Regions from separate parts of the Homo sapiens genome. Here region 2 is linked to region 1. A link is a loop called in an ENCODE intact Hi-C map of the cell type or tissue named here. Cell type or tissue: Caco-2. All regions are shown on one strand.

Evidence for each region. Peaks named below come from ENCODE experiments on the same cell type or tissue, not always from the same donor. Only the 100,000 strongest peaks of a DNase experiment are listed, where the experiment ranks them.
Region 2: a loop joins it to region 1, with 26 times the contacts of the local background. A loop is called at or near these places in 14 of 110 quality-filtered maps.

Annotation. Positions count from the first base shown.
Region 1 is chr6:103,269,730-103,277,729 of GRCh38, reverse strand. No RefSeq gene overlaps it. Among named protein-coding and RNA genes, the nearest start is that of HACE1, 1.6 Mb to the left of the region's middle. In Caco-2, a CTCF peak has its summit at 4,463 (motif pointing right); no DNase peak of the experiment used is centred here.
Region 2 is chr6:102,846,106-102,854,105 of GRCh38, reverse strand. No RefSeq gene overlaps it. Among named protein-coding and RNA genes, the nearest start is that of GRIK2, 1.5 Mb to the right of the region's middle. In Caco-2, no CTCF peak of the experiment used is centred here; DNase peaks (open chromatin) are centred at 385, 655 and 4,005.

The DNA of each region.
Region 1 (8,000 bases):
AGTCAAACCATTGTAAGATGGAAATTGTCTGTATTTAATTTTAGTTATTAATGTTGTGGAGTTTTTGTTTATTAAAATGTATGTTGCATGCAGAATTAAATTTGACTTGAGGCTGCCTTCATACGTACAGTTTTTATGTAACAAACTGCAGACTAACTTAATACATAAACAAACCAAAACCTGATTTAAGTCTCCAAAAAACAGCCGAGCTTCAGCTAATCACAAACAGGCAGGGTTCAGCCAATCACAGGCAGCCAGTTCATCACACCATGACCAATTAAGGGAAATGCCTCATTACAAGATGCCCAAATAAGGCAAATACATCGCTTTAGCCAAAGCAGCTGTGATAAGAAAATATTGCCATTGATTATTTTTGACAAATACTCTGGGGATAGGCTTTTTCCATGGAGCTGGATTTCATTTAGTCTGACAACAACAATAACCTGGGAATGGGCATTTCTATAGAGCTATCAGACAGATTCTAAGTGACAATGCTATGGAATAGGATTTTTTGAAAAGTCCCAAATCCAGTCTGCTTTCTCCAGAGCATGCAAGGCAGCTGGATTTCTTTTCTTTACTCTTTTTCTTTTTCTTTTTTTTTTTTTTTGAGAAAGAGTCACACTCTGTTGCCCAGGCTGGAGTGCAGTGGCACAATGTTGGCTCGCTACAACCTCTGCTTCCTAGGTTCAAGCGATCCTCCTGCCTCAGCCTCCCTAATAGCTGGGACTACAGGTGTGCGCCACCATGCCTGGCTAATTTTTGTATTTTTAGTAGAGATGGTGTTTCACCATGTTGGCCAGGCTGGTCTCGATCTCCTGACCCCACATGACCTTCCTGCCTCAGCCTCCTGAAGTGCTGGGATTACAGGTGTGAGCCACTGCACCAGTCAAGCTGCTGGATTTTGAAGCTACCATAGAGTTGTAGAGAAGGTAATGGTAGTAGGCCAAGTTTAATGGACACAAACCACGCTGCTCCAAATTCAGTCATTTTTCTACAATAAACACTCTTAGGTTGTTGGAAGCCTTTGGTTAGTTTTTATAATCCTGAAAACATCAATTTTAACACTTTTTGCTAGCGTTTTTCTTATTTTTTTTTTGAGGAATGTCCTCCCTTTGCCACTCTAGAAGAAGTCTTGCTAGATTGCCTCATGCTTACAATAGTTTTCTGTAAGAAATGTATCATTTAGCATACGTATTTCTATGTAATCTGCTTTATTTATTTCTGAAAAGCTTCTAACAATTAATATTCCCACGATAAGGATATCAGAGTGTTATTAGGGGAACAGGAACATGGCTGACACCATTAAAAATGTCCAAAACAAGTAGATTGAAATCGTAATTTTTAGAGTTCATGAACTATTATTTTTTTCATATAGCTAAAGCATGAATAGGTACATAGTATTTTTATTATCTATCTGGATCTGATGTTAACTTCCTGTGTAATTCTGAGAGTCTATTAATAGTTCCTATATATTTGTTGCTTTAGTTATAAAATGAGAATTGAATTAATAGCTTCACTCATGATTTATTATATGAATAAATAAAAGTTATTTAATACTTTGCATGTATTGAGTACATAAAAACTAGAGTTTTTGCTACAGGGGTGAAATCAGGCTCCTTATAACCATTAAATGAATAGATTGAGAGGAATGCATAGTTTTATCTTTTGTGTATATCTGTGACCCCCTACCTATGGCACTGCTTAGAGTCCTTTTTTTTTTAATGTGAAGCTTTTACCTCCCCAAGTGTTTTGAAACAGAATTCCTTGAGTCCATTTTGAGAAATATTTGATGGCAATGCATGAAGTAACTTGCTTTTTTCAACATATTGTAATCAGTCACTTATTTTTAGAGCTGAATGTTAATGAGTCATTTCATGTTCTTAATTAAAAATGTTTCAGAATGGCATTGAAACATAGAACAAATGAACAAATTAAGTCCATTCTGCATGATAGTTCATTTACCCTTTTAAATAATAATATATTTTTAAATGTTGAAACCAAGCACTAAGATTAATATTATAATACAGCAAGCTAAACTTAGTACTTAAATGCTTTTTTATGACAAAGTCACTTTAGGGTCATACTCTTCTATCTAATATCCTTTTTAAAATATTCTGGATAAATAGATCTCAATTATCACAGTGAATCACCTAGCTAATCACTGTTCTCATTCTCATTCTACTCAGCCTATGGCACTAAGAAACTTTATTTCTTTATTACTATTTATTATTTGTTTAGCATTAAGTTTACCCAATTTGTATTTCGTAATCATTCTGTCTCATTCACCAATATAGTTTCATTTTATACTTGCTATTGTTTTTTCTTTTACATATGTTATTATTCTCTAAAATTCCATGCACTTCTATGATGTTTATTATTCAAGAATATGCTCTTTAAAAATAAATTAAGGTTGTTAATGAAAAGACAGAATACATACCAGAATCCAGTGATAAGGAATATCAGAAGCATCTAGACCTAAATAAAATAGTTCCCTTGCAGGAAGTTTAATACTAAGTCCTGAATAAAGACCTCGGAATTTTATATACTACGGAAATTTCCAAGAAGGAACCTAAGTAGTTAATAATCAATTTCCAGTGTTGCAATTTTATTTCATTATTCCTGACTGAAATTATGAATGTATTTTAAATATATACTTTCAGACAATATCTGTTTTCATTTAGATAAAAGATTCCTATTTGATTTTTAAAGAATTACAATTAATTTCACTTAATAATATATACTGAGATTACAATTAAATAAAAAACAATATCTGATTATTGAATATATTTTCTCAAATTTATAGCTTTGTTATACAATATTTTTCTTGGGAAAAAATATGTAATTTTATAAAGAAAATAAAACTCATGCTTTTATGAAGGGCAAAACCATATAATGTCAATCATGTAAAATTTTACCAAGACATATTTTCTGTTTTTGTTGCAGAAATTGATAAGCTGATTATAAAACATATTTGGAAATGCAAAGAATGTAGAACTAAAATATTTCAGTTTAAAAATCATGTGTTCCTTTTTAGTGTAGCTTAGGTAGTCTTTATTTCCTATGCTGTTTCTTAATTTTTTTTAAAGATATGTCATTTAAAATTAAGATAGTGGTAATTTGCTTCACAGGCTTTTAGCACTGATAACCCTATATTAGGAGTTAAAAGGATGTTTTGTAAGGGTATAAACATTCAAAATTTTGATGTATATTGGAGATCAAAAGTGCCATTTAGGTGAACATTGGATGTATTTATCTTTAAATAAACAATTTTATTTATTAGATGGGAGATTAAAAAATGTTGAGTCAAATTGCTCATATTAAGTTCCAGATTGTTTTAATACTTATACTTTTTTGCCACTTTCACATATTAGTCTGACTTTATATTTAAATAGAGTATGCTACCTTATGTAATTAGCAATGGAAATTATTTCAGCTATCTTCATGAAAACTTTGTTTTTTCTAAATATTACTTTTTTAAACAGGAAAATAATAAATGTTTACAACTAAAATATACCATTCATTTTCATTAAAAAATTTAAAAATGTTCTCTGTAGCAATGAATGAAATTCTCTTAGCTAAAGATCATGCTTGACCTGAAAGAAGACTGTTGGGTTAATGCCTCACCATTACTAGTCACTATTTAGTGGTGATGACGATTTTTTATTTAGAAATAGTAACGCCTTTTATGATTGATGTATCTTATTTCTTCATAAGCACCATTCTAGCAAAGAGAAACAGCTGATAAAAATACAAAAAATAAGTGAAAGTAATTACATGTGTTGCACATTTTTAGGAAACAATTTATTGGGGAAATAGAACACACTGAATTGCCACTTTCAGGTTTACCTAAATTTTTGCACTTAACCTATATTTTTCTACTATGAGCAAGGAGTTTATTTAAAAACAAATACACATTTTTTTATTTGAAGACCCAGAAAAAAGATGTTTGATAAATCAATAATGTGATTTTCAAAGAAAGAACCATTTTATATTTATTAGTAGTGAATGCATTTTTTTTTTACATAGATTAGAACTTTTGAAGGTAAACCAGATAATCTATCTATCTTATTGAAGGATTTTTTCCCCCTGTCAGTTCCATGGCCTATTTATGCCTGTTAAGCACTTAGAACAATAAAATTGTCTTTCATGAAATGGGAAAAAAGGCAAAACGCTCTATAGTTTTACAATGAGGTTACTATTTGAAAATTTTAAACATTACTAGTTTTTCTCTTTAAAAATTTTTACTTTTTCTTTTCGTGTAGAGAAGGGAGGAATTATTGGAAAGAATGCTTTTTATTTCTTTATTTTAATTTTGAGGGAGGTTCAGCTGTGTCACAAGTAATACAAAATATGCCAAATTTAGTAATAAAAACTACCATGTGAGGGTTATTTCTACCAGAATCTCAAGAAGACATGAAATGCTCTCATCTTGAAGTTGAAGGTACATGGCAAACTCATGAATGCCTTTGGTTATTCTGTAGGGGGCAGCAAAATCTAAACAAAATAAGTTTTGAAGGACTACTGACAGGAACCATTTAGCAGCTGGTCTGTTCTATGAGCAGAGGGGTGGAATATACCTGAAATGCTTCAAAATTATCATCATGGCTAATTAAAATTCTTTACGTTCACAACAGGGGTTGCTTGTATTCCCCTTTATCTAATCTCTTCCTTTATATACACAACTACTGAAGCTGAACAAAACCAGTGAGATAAAATTAACACACAAATTGTTTTTCCTCCCTTTGGGCAGGAAAAATCCTGTTTACAAGGAAAATGATATTATACATAAATATTTATGAAAAACAGAATCAAACAAAATAATTGTGTTTTTGTGTAAACTAGCAAAAATAACACGAGGTAGAATATTTGATACATTTATTAACTGTTCCACAGTGTCCAAAAATAAAATTTATTTAGAACATAGAACCATTTGCTATCAATAAATAATTTTAGGTTGTGCCAATTAAGAGAAACTAAAGACTTAATTAACCAATAAATTTACTCATGTTTCCTGTCCATCTTATAATGCTTTCATTTTAGTATGTTGTCAAAAGATTATCTCTTCATTTCCTTCCCCCTCACAAAAGTTTTGTTAGGAAAGAATTAAGAAAGCAAAAAGATACATTATCTTCATTAGGTTTCTAGGGGGGAAATTTAATCTAGTCAGAAGTATAAGTGGAATCACTTGAAGGACAACATTTTTCATTAAATGGGACATCTACATCAACCTATAAAATCACGTGATTTCAAGACTGCAGTATTCATTTTCTTTCAGAATTAAATCTCCAGGCTTTGTAAAAAAAAACTTAATAAAACACTTCTTATCTCATGTTCTTTGGCTTTATATTTTACTTATTGATTTTTCAAACAAATAATGTGTGTTAACCTCAGACATTGATCATGATATTTTTTAGGTATATATAAAATCTGTAACTGGCAAATTAAAGAAATACAATAATTTATGACATGGAGGATGTATCACTAAGGTATTTAAATATAAGTGAAATGAGATATTATTAAATTGGCAAAATGTCAAATAATATTGAATAAACAAACAAAATTTCACTTTTTTCTTCTATTTAGAAAGCTTATATACATGTCTTAGTTTCTCTAAACTTTCAACATTAATTTTATTTCTTTTCTATTTGTGACTGCTTATTCAGTTTCTTCTCAGAACATTCTATGAGAAACTGTATGCAGTATTGACAGTGTAATTAAATCCAAGTGTTTATTTTTTTTCTCCAATACTATTAGGTTGGTTGAAAAGTAACCATGGTTTTTGCCATTACTTTTAATGTCAAATGGCATTTTAATGTATAAAATCTATAAATGGCAAATTAAAGAAACACAATAATTTGTGACATGTGGGGGATGTATCATTAAGGAGTTAAAATAAAAATGAAATGAGATATTAAATTGGCAAAATATCAAATAATATGAAATGAACAATCAACATTTATCAACATGCTTTCAGCTCCAGAGTTTGGATAGACACACACTATCCAATCTCTAGAATTGAAGACATGTAGATAAATTGTAATGAAATTATTTCAAGGAAACACTCTCTCTGGCTATCTGACCTTGCTGTTCTAACTTGGGTATCCAGCAGATTTGTATACTGAGAGATACATACATCAATTTGAAATTACATTCTTTCTGTGTTCTTGTTCTTAAAAGTATACTTTCTTTAATAAAATGTTTAGAACATAAATGTGCATGAATGTGTGTGTGTGTGCATGTGTGTGTGTGTGTGTATGTGTGTTTGGTTTTTGAATCCATTCTTACAAATATGTTGGTCTCCAATTGCTTTAAAACAACTACACCAAACTGCATCTTCTCAAAATCATGATATTAGGAGTGTAAAAATATACAACTCATGATAAGGGAAGTTTGCACCAACCTAACATAAGAAAGTGAAATATTACAAGATGGATACTATTATTAAAGAAGATTAATTCATGTTATTTCTGTCTTATACTACTGAAGACATTGTTTAAATCCAATTTCAATTTGCATTCTTAATTCATCAACATTTCAATATGATTTATTAATATTCTTAATTGTCTTTTTCTCAACTGGATAGAACAAGCTGTGGGTAATGTACAGACTGCATCAAGAGAGCTTTAATTTACTCAGAAAATTTTGTGCACTGTTTTGTAAAAATTATATTTTACAGGAAGGAAAATCTTCCATCATTTAAAAATCAGGATTTTTCCAGATTATACTTATATATTTTAATGTACAAGAATAAATGTAATGGGCCTAAAAGAGTAAGACTCTCTGGTACATTTTTAAAAAGGGCTGAACATAGAATCAGAGCTCTGTTAAATTATGAACAATTAATTTACCTTTTAAAATATTTATATTTCTTCAATTTCTAAAATTACATGTCTTATTTTATTTTGTTTTATTGTAAGCCTACTTTTTAAAATCCATTGACTTATCTACATCAGCAATTTATCAAACATATTTTTCTTGCAGTCTGCTAGTTCAACCATCATAAGCTGCTTGCTAATTGTGATAATGTTTCATTGGACTCTTGTAAAAATAAGAAAAATAAAATCACTGTACAAACTTTTCCATAAAGCCAAATGCCATATGTCTTTTACTACCTAAACACTCACTATCCAATCTCTGGAGCTGAAAACATGTCGATAAATTGTGATGGAATCATTTCAAGGAAACACTCTCTCTGGCTATCTGAACTTGCTGTTTCAACTTGGGAATCCAGCAGATTTTTATACTGAGAGATACATGCATCAATTTGAAATTACATTTTTTCTATGTTCTTGTTCTTAAAAGTATACTTTCTTTAATAAAATGGAAAACAAATGTGCATGAATGTGTGTGTGTGTGTGTGTGTGTGTGTGTGTGTGGTTTTTGAATCCATACTTGCAACTATGTTCGTCTCCAATTGCCTTAAAACAACTACAACAAACTGCATCTTCTCAAAATCATGGTATCAGGAATGTAAAAATATACAATTCATGATAATGGAACTTATCAGAACAAAATTTTCATGGAACTACTCTAGTACCTATTTCCCCAACTCCTGGGATAATACTTGTTAAAATAATATATATTCCTTCTTTTCCCTTGTCCCTCAAGCTTCCCAAAAAGTATACAATAATTTCTATGGTAGATTGAGTACTGTTTATTTTCATGTTCCATTATTTCTGAAATAAAGACTCATACTTTCAAACTTCCAGACTGTTATCATTTTTGCTTCAAAGCACTTAAGAACCAATTTTTCAGAATGTAATGAAATTGTTGATATTTTCACGTAACAGTCTCAAGTAATGGCTTAGATAATTCTGAGACTCACATTCAGATAAAGCATACTCTTTAGAATATCTAACAAATACTCAACAATTTTCCATTTGTTTATGAAAATGCTACTAAAGCACCCTTTCATGGACATGAATTATGAGTCATTTTCTAGTGGTAGCTGGTAATGATGTGCTGTATTTCATTAAACAGTCTGCATCCTTTCATTTTAT
Region 2 (8,000 bases), 420 kb after region 1:
CCAAATTCAATACTATACAATTTATGATTACCTATTTTAGTGTTAGAGGAAAAATGGAATTAGCAAATTGCATTTGTTGTCTTTTGCTATAGTGCAAATCAAAATAAGATTATTTTACAGTACACTATTTTTACATTCCATAAGGAAAATAAATTTTGTTTGCCATATCCCTGTTACAAATCTCTTTTGATTTAAAAAATTAAGCCTGCTTTCAGATTAATGTTTCTATTAAAAACAAAATGTGTCCCTTGGATGTGCTTCAATTAGATAATGTAGATTTGATTGAATTTTGCCACAGAAGATCATTTTTCTTTCCACAGAAGATAATAAATACATCTACAACCCTTATCTCCTCCGAGTCATAAAGCTTGGCAGCAGCTGTTGGTCAAATCTCCTTCTGTTTACCCTCCTCCTCTCCACTGCAGAGTAAGTTAATCATATAATCTCAGTAAGCCTTGTGCTTTCATGGTGATAATTAACAGTAATATTTATATGATACTTATTCTGAGTCTAGTACTAAGATCTTTACACATATTAACCAATTTATTCTTGTAACAATCCTAGGCTTAAGTCAATATTATTATCAGAGATGCTGAGTGACCTGCCCAAGTTTACCCAGTTAGTAAGCAATGATACAGGTTTCCAACCCAGCCTAATTGGCTCCAGTCACTGCATTCTTAGCCTCTACACCATGCTGTCTCCCTTGCCTGGTGGAAGGAAAGTAGTGCATGTAACAAATGAATTTTATTTGTCATTAACTTGATATACAGTTATGGAATAGCGGAATAATCCTTTTGACTAAACTCTGCTTTTATTGTTGGGCACACTTAATCATATGGCTTTTAGAGTAAAATTAGGTAAGCTTAACCTGGAGCAGAAGTCATGACTGATTTAGATAAAACTCTAAAATTATTTTCTGTTTAGGCCACTCTTTCATTTTTCACTACTTCTCTGAACATCTTACTGTTGGGGTTCAGCCTGTCCATTCCTGATACTTAGGGTCCCATGTGGTTAAACATGGTTAAGTTTTTACTTTTCTAGTCTAAGATTTGGCAACCTAACTACAAACAACAATTTATTACTTTATAAACACTCATAGGATAGGAATCTGTAAGTGAAATAAATGTGTGAATTAATTAACTAATTAAATGATTTGCTCACCTTAGAGTAAAACCAATTAGCAGATTATTAGTCATCTTAAAAACAAGTGAAATATTTCCTTAAAATGTGTTTATAATCCAATTTATCTGCCCCCTTTCTGCCATTTTATATAAAATGGAGAAAGAGCTTACCAGAATTTATTCCCACTGGATTGATAACTAGGCAAGCTTGGAATAAAGTTCATTGTTAGACATTATTTTGTTCACTCTTTTAAAAAAGGGCTTTATTAAGAAAGACCTTAATAAAATGCCAATATTTATAGTATATAATTTGATAAATATACATACATATGCATCCCATGAAATGACCCCCCAGTCAAAATTACGCAGTTTTTTTAGACAGCTTATAAAATTTTTAGTGGATGCTTATCTCAATTATATATCCCATTGGACAGCACAGTAAAATCTTCTATAGTTAGGCAGCATACATTTATTCTTACTCCTAATTACTTGCCTCTAAACCAGTTCCTATCTGTGCCAGATATGTGTGTGTGTGCATGTATGTGTATGTGTGCACATGTGTGTGTACAAATGGAGTAAGGCTAATAGCACATACATGTATATTATAATTCAAAAGTTTTGTTAAACATGGTATCTTTCCCTGGAAAGGATATTTTTGTCACCTAATATTACATTTGTTTGTGATCTACAGTCATCTATTTTATTCTATTCTATTTTTCATTTGCTCATCTGATATATATAGAGAGATTCCAATATCAGTAAAAATTCTGACCCATTTTGGAATGTTTTAGTGTTTGGATTCTGAATAAAATTGTCCATGTCCACTGAAAGCCAATCAGGATAAGTTTAACACTTCCGTACTCAACAAAAACTCTTTCAAAAAATAATGTTTATGCCATTATATTCTACCCATTTATTTATATTAAACCATCATTTACATACAGGAAATTTTCCCCCACAATGAAAACTGAACAAAATTGTTACCGAATTTGATTAATTTTAATGTAAGTGAGACAATTCCGTGAATGCAACTTTTGTAGTTTTCATGTCATAAACAATAAATAAAAGACATAATGAATACATTTTAAAAAATAGAGTAGAGAATCTAACATGTCTTTTATTTATTACTCCAATGGCAAACTTTAAATGTATAAAATATTCCCTGAAGGGTGGATAAATTTAATGTGATTAAATTCTAAGAGGAAAATCTAAATATATATATATATATTTTATAAAGAAGTTGGCACACCATAGAAAATTTCCAAATGCATTCAATGTGGATATAATTTTCAAAACATTCTATTTATTTATCTGTGTTCTGCTTAAACTGTTTCCTATCTATTTTTTTGCTGGTCTCCTGATTGTTATTGCCAACACACAAATATAAACAGGAGTTTTAATTCTTGCTGGTTCTTCTGTGTGTTTCTTTTTCTCAGCCTATTATCCTAATCCTTTCTTTGTAACTTTATTATTATTATTTTCAAAAGCCAGTTGTGATGGGAGACGTAGCATTTTCGATTCAGGTGGGGAAAAGATTAACTGGAATACAAAGAAAGCTTTCATGTGGATAATCTGAGAGAGAGGGAGTACGGGAAGAGAAAACAAAGATAGGTCATCTAAATGTGATTGTGACAGTCATGTTTAACGTTATCCTGATTACCACAGTGCATTTCAACCAGAGCAAAGATTTTTATTTGTTCAACACATTTATGATAAATAGCTTTGAGAAAGTTTGTTTATTTAAGCTAGTCCCTAAAAGTTTTGTTTCATTTAAATATACTAGAGAAATGAAGGAGAATTAAATTTGGGAAAAATTACATAGGTCTATTATTAAAGCATATTTGAGCATAAACTGAGTTTGAATTAAATAAATAAGAGCTTTATATTCAATATGGAAAGAAACTCCAGAGAATTTCCTTAGGTTTTAGGATGTCAAGCAACAGTGAACTCTGATTGAAGAAAACTGACTAGATAAAAATATTTTTAAATGAGCATCTTTATAACTTTATGAGTAAATAGGTATTATTCTCATTGTATCAGTGTGCTCTGCATTAATAGCAGGTGACTTGAAGTGATGAGATAAAATTGCAAAAAGTATTATAGTAAGTTATAAATATAATAGAAGAGGTGTACAAAGAGGTTTAAATGAATGTGGATCACTAATACAGAGAAGGGACATTGTTGCCCTCTTCCTTAGAATGAGGTTATGACAACAGCAGCAGCAACAATGATAATCAAAATAAAAATACTAATTAATATTTATGAATCACATTCTATGTATCAGAAATATTCCTGTTTTATTTGTGTTGATTCTGTTTTGAAACCTCACAATAATCTATGAAGTATTATTATCTTTAACCCATTTTAAAGATGAAAAAACACAGGCTAGTGATGTTACCTAACTTACTTAAGATCTTGACAGCTGGGATATATTGGAGCTGACTTTGAGCCTAGGAAGTTTGGGGCAAAGTCTCACTCTAACAAAATACATAAGTTTTTATACCTTAGTTTCACAAGTCCTTTATGAGGTCTCTTTGCCTTTGTATTGGACAGAATTTACTTCCTTAATGTTTTCACATGAGTAAATCCTCCTTTCTCTTCCTCATATTCATAATATTTGCATAATTCGACATACATCTCTAGTGGCTTTTTTTTTTTTTTTAGACGGAGTCTCGCTCTGTCATCCAGGCTGGAGTGCAGTGGAGCGATTTCGCTCACTGCAAGCTCCGCCTCCCGGGTTCACGCCATTCTCCTGCCTCAGCCTCCCGAGTAGCTGGGACTACAGACGCCCGCCACCACGCCCGGCTAATTTTTTGTATTTTTAGTAGAGACGGGGTTTCACCGTGTTAGCCAGGATGGTCTGGAGCTCTTGACCTCGTTATCCGCCCGCCTAGGCCTCCCTCTAGTGGCTTTAATGTATTGTGTCTTAGTGCCTTTCAATGCAAGCTCGTGTATAGTCTACTAAGTCCATTCTGCTACTTCAGACTCCTATCTCAATACTTTCCTCTAAACTCATGACCCTCTAATTATTCTGGATGACTCCATGTTCCAAAAAATAGACACATATGACGATCCATCACTCAAAACATTGATTTACAATATTCTTTCAATCTGTCATGTTTATTTCACTTTTCTGTTTATCAAATAAAACCCACTATTTAACTTAGCACAATTGTCTATCTCCTGTATTATTTTTTAATTACATTTGCTCGATTTAGTAGTTCCATTTCCTGTTCTAACTTACCGCCTTACCTTTATCCTTATTATAGTACTTTTTTCTGTTTTGTTAATCATAATTTCATGTTTGTTTAAGTTCAAAAGGAATAAAATATTTTTGGAGTCTTTAACTTTAAAGCCATGGAACAAAGATTAAAAAAAAACAACTATCAGACCCTAAATTGTACCCTAAGTTGGGGTCTCTTCAGAAACCCTCACTCACTGCCTAGGAATGTGGGAAATGGACGACAAGAATATATTGTCCTCCCGTTCCACCCAACTCACAGTATTTTCTCAGAAATGTGCTAGAATGGCCTAGTTCTACCTATTACGGTGACAAAAGATAAATGAAAATTTTCCAAAGCCAGATGGAATTGTGCTCTGATAGGGTAACTCTAGAGCTGACACTGGTATCTCAGGGTTACTAGTCTGAATTAAGTCAGAAATGCCACGAAATTTAGGGGCTGGGGAAGCTGCATCATGATGTTGCAAAAATATATCCTCTCACTTTATATATTTAGTGCTTTTTTAATGAGAGTGCACCAGGACTTTGTAGAACTTAAATAAAAATTGCAAAATGTATGTTAACAATAAAATATATGAAAAGGTCAAAATATACTTAAAAAGAAAATAGAAAATTGATACCATTGAATATAAAAACTGGACATATAACTTTGTTCAGGAAACAAATAGATCAGAGGAAGTAAATAGAAAATACAGAAAATGACTCATGGATACATAAAGGCATAAACAATGATTCAGGTCACATTTCTAGTTATAGTCAGTGCTTACACAACACGTGCTTTTACAAAAAGGCCTTCATTCCTATGCAATTGACATATTACAGAACAATTTGAGTATAATGCAAATTTCCTGATTGCTTATGTGCTATTTCTTTCCAGAGAAGCATTAAATGAATGCAGCAAACTGCACCACACAGAACAGTCTCATAGAAATACAGAAAACATATTCACGCATTTCAATTTTTAGATACCTTAGTTCATGTGTGCTATGAGCCACACCCATCCACATTAAATATTAGAACTTTCCATATGATTCCAGAGACACCCCTCCCATCACTTCACAATAACACATAAGCTGCAATCATTCCTACACTCACCTCCAGAAAATTCAACTCTTTTCTAAGTAATGTATCGTATCAATTGTAGAATTCATGTTTGTGAACCATTTAACATGGATAAAACTATGCCACTGTGTTTCATTGTGTTCCTACATTTTTGTTTTCTCTGTGTCGCTAATTAGGTTTTTTAGTATATTTCTTTCAACCCCATTTTTCTAATAAGACCCATGACTTTTATTGGGCCATTTTTGCATAGCATAATGATTTTTAGAAATGCATACGTTGCATTATAGCAGAACTGACTGACATGGTTCAGGAAATTGGTCATTGTTTCCAAAAAGTTAGATGTCTAAATAATGCTGTAGGTACGGCTATTTGAGGGGAATAAGCATAATTAAAGTATTAAATAAAAAAAAAACATGAAAAGTAAAAAAAATAGACAAAATAAAACAAAAACAATCAGATGATATGACAATACTTGTTAACTCTGAGGTAGGAAAACAAAACTAACAAAAAGCAGACACACATGTGAATACACGTATACACACACACACAAACACAAATTACTTCCTAAGAACGACACAAAACTCAGAAAGTGTAAAAGTAAAGACTGACAAAATTAACAACCTAAAAATTAAATTCTTACATATGGCACACTGCTCCATAACTTAAATTATAATACAAGAGATAAGCTGAAATGAATTAATTATAATAAATGATTAATGTGATGTAAAATCATTCAATTTTAAGTCGAGCAAAGGTTGAAATGGTTATATCCCCAAAATGAATATAAATAGTTAATAAACACATGATAAAGTGTTTATATTAATAGAAGACAGAAATGGAAATCTCTGTACATTAGTAATCAGGCCCAAAACAAATTAAGCAATACAATGTTTTTTTAAACCATCAAATGAACAAATATTAAATGATTTTTTATTAACTACTTTTATAAATGTCCAGGGATATGGGAACTCTGTAAATCATTAGCTTAACTACTATTTTTAACCAATTTTAGGTAGAAATTTGTTAGTGACAAAGAAATTCTGTAATTATGAATTTATCATATAGATGTAGCATATGTGCATAAATACATAGACACAAGGTTTATCTTTCATCGTTGCTTATAATGGCAACAGTTGTAGAAGGGGGTGTTTCATTAGATTAGTCTATATCCATACTCTGGAATACTATGTTTAGAAATACAATGAATTAAATCTGTGTGTACTGATAATAGAAACCCCTCCAAAATGTATTTATTATTAAAGGGAAACAAAACATATGAAATTCAAATAGTGACACCTGATTTTTTGGGACAAAACTAAAACAAATAAACATTGTTTATGTATACCTAGTGTGGCAGGTAGAATGATGGTTCCCCAAAGATGCTCATGACTTAATCCCTGGAATCTGTTATTATATTATTTTACATAGTAAACAAGAATTAAGGCCATAGACACAATTGAGATTGCTAATTAAATAAATCTGAAATCTAGGAATTATTCTAGATAATCCTGTGTGCCTAATCTAGTCACTGGAATCCTTAAAAGTGGAAGAATGGTCTTTCTCTGTTTTTGTTTGTTTAACTGGAGAAGATGGTTGTGTGAGAAAAATTAGACCCACTAATTCTGGGTTCGAAGATAGAAGAAGGGGGCCATGAGTCACGATATGCAAGCAGATGCCAGAAGGTGAAAAAGGCAAGAAAACAGATTATCCCCTGTACTCTCCAGAACAGAATCAGCCCTGCTGACATATTTATTTTAGCCAGTGAGACCCATGTCTGAACTCTGATGTACAGGACTGTAAGATAGTAAATATGTTGCTTCAGCCACCAAGGTTGTGGTAGTTTGTTTTAACAACAATGCTTCTGAAAACAGACAATTGCCCAAAACAATATACCAAAAGGACTGTTAATTGTTGTGTTCTATGGGAGTTGAAATAATACTGGGAGAAGTATTAAGGGGACTGCCACTTATTTATTACTTGCAAAACAAAGATAATAATAAGTAAGAAAAGAAATAGAAAACATTATAATTTGATATCAAATGAACGAATAGAGTTATTAACATAACTAATGTGTACTTGAAAATAGAATGATATAATATGAAGTAAATATTGCGCTTGTTCATACAAGAATTTTCCTAGCAGCTTAGTGTTTTTGGCCATTAAGAAACAATAGGTGAAGGCAACAAATTGAAGAGGAATATAGCAACAGTCTTAATGTCCTCATTGTTATTCCTATTGTCTTGTAAAACCACCTGATTTTGAAATATTTATTACATGATGCTTTCTTGACTTTGTGAATTCTTTTCCCATCTAGCAACTTACAATATATGTATTTCTTTTTCTTATTCCAATAATAACCTTGAACATACTGAATGAACCCATATTTCTTATTTCATCAACTTCATAATCAAGTACTTATTCTTGCAATGAAACATGAGAAAATACAGTTAATTCCTACCTCTCTCACACACCCTAAGACAATTTTGATTTTGCTGACACGTTCTGGGATCCTCAGGAGACTAGAGCCTTGTCTTTTTCATCCTTTTAACTTTTTATTTTATTTTATTTTTTTTTTT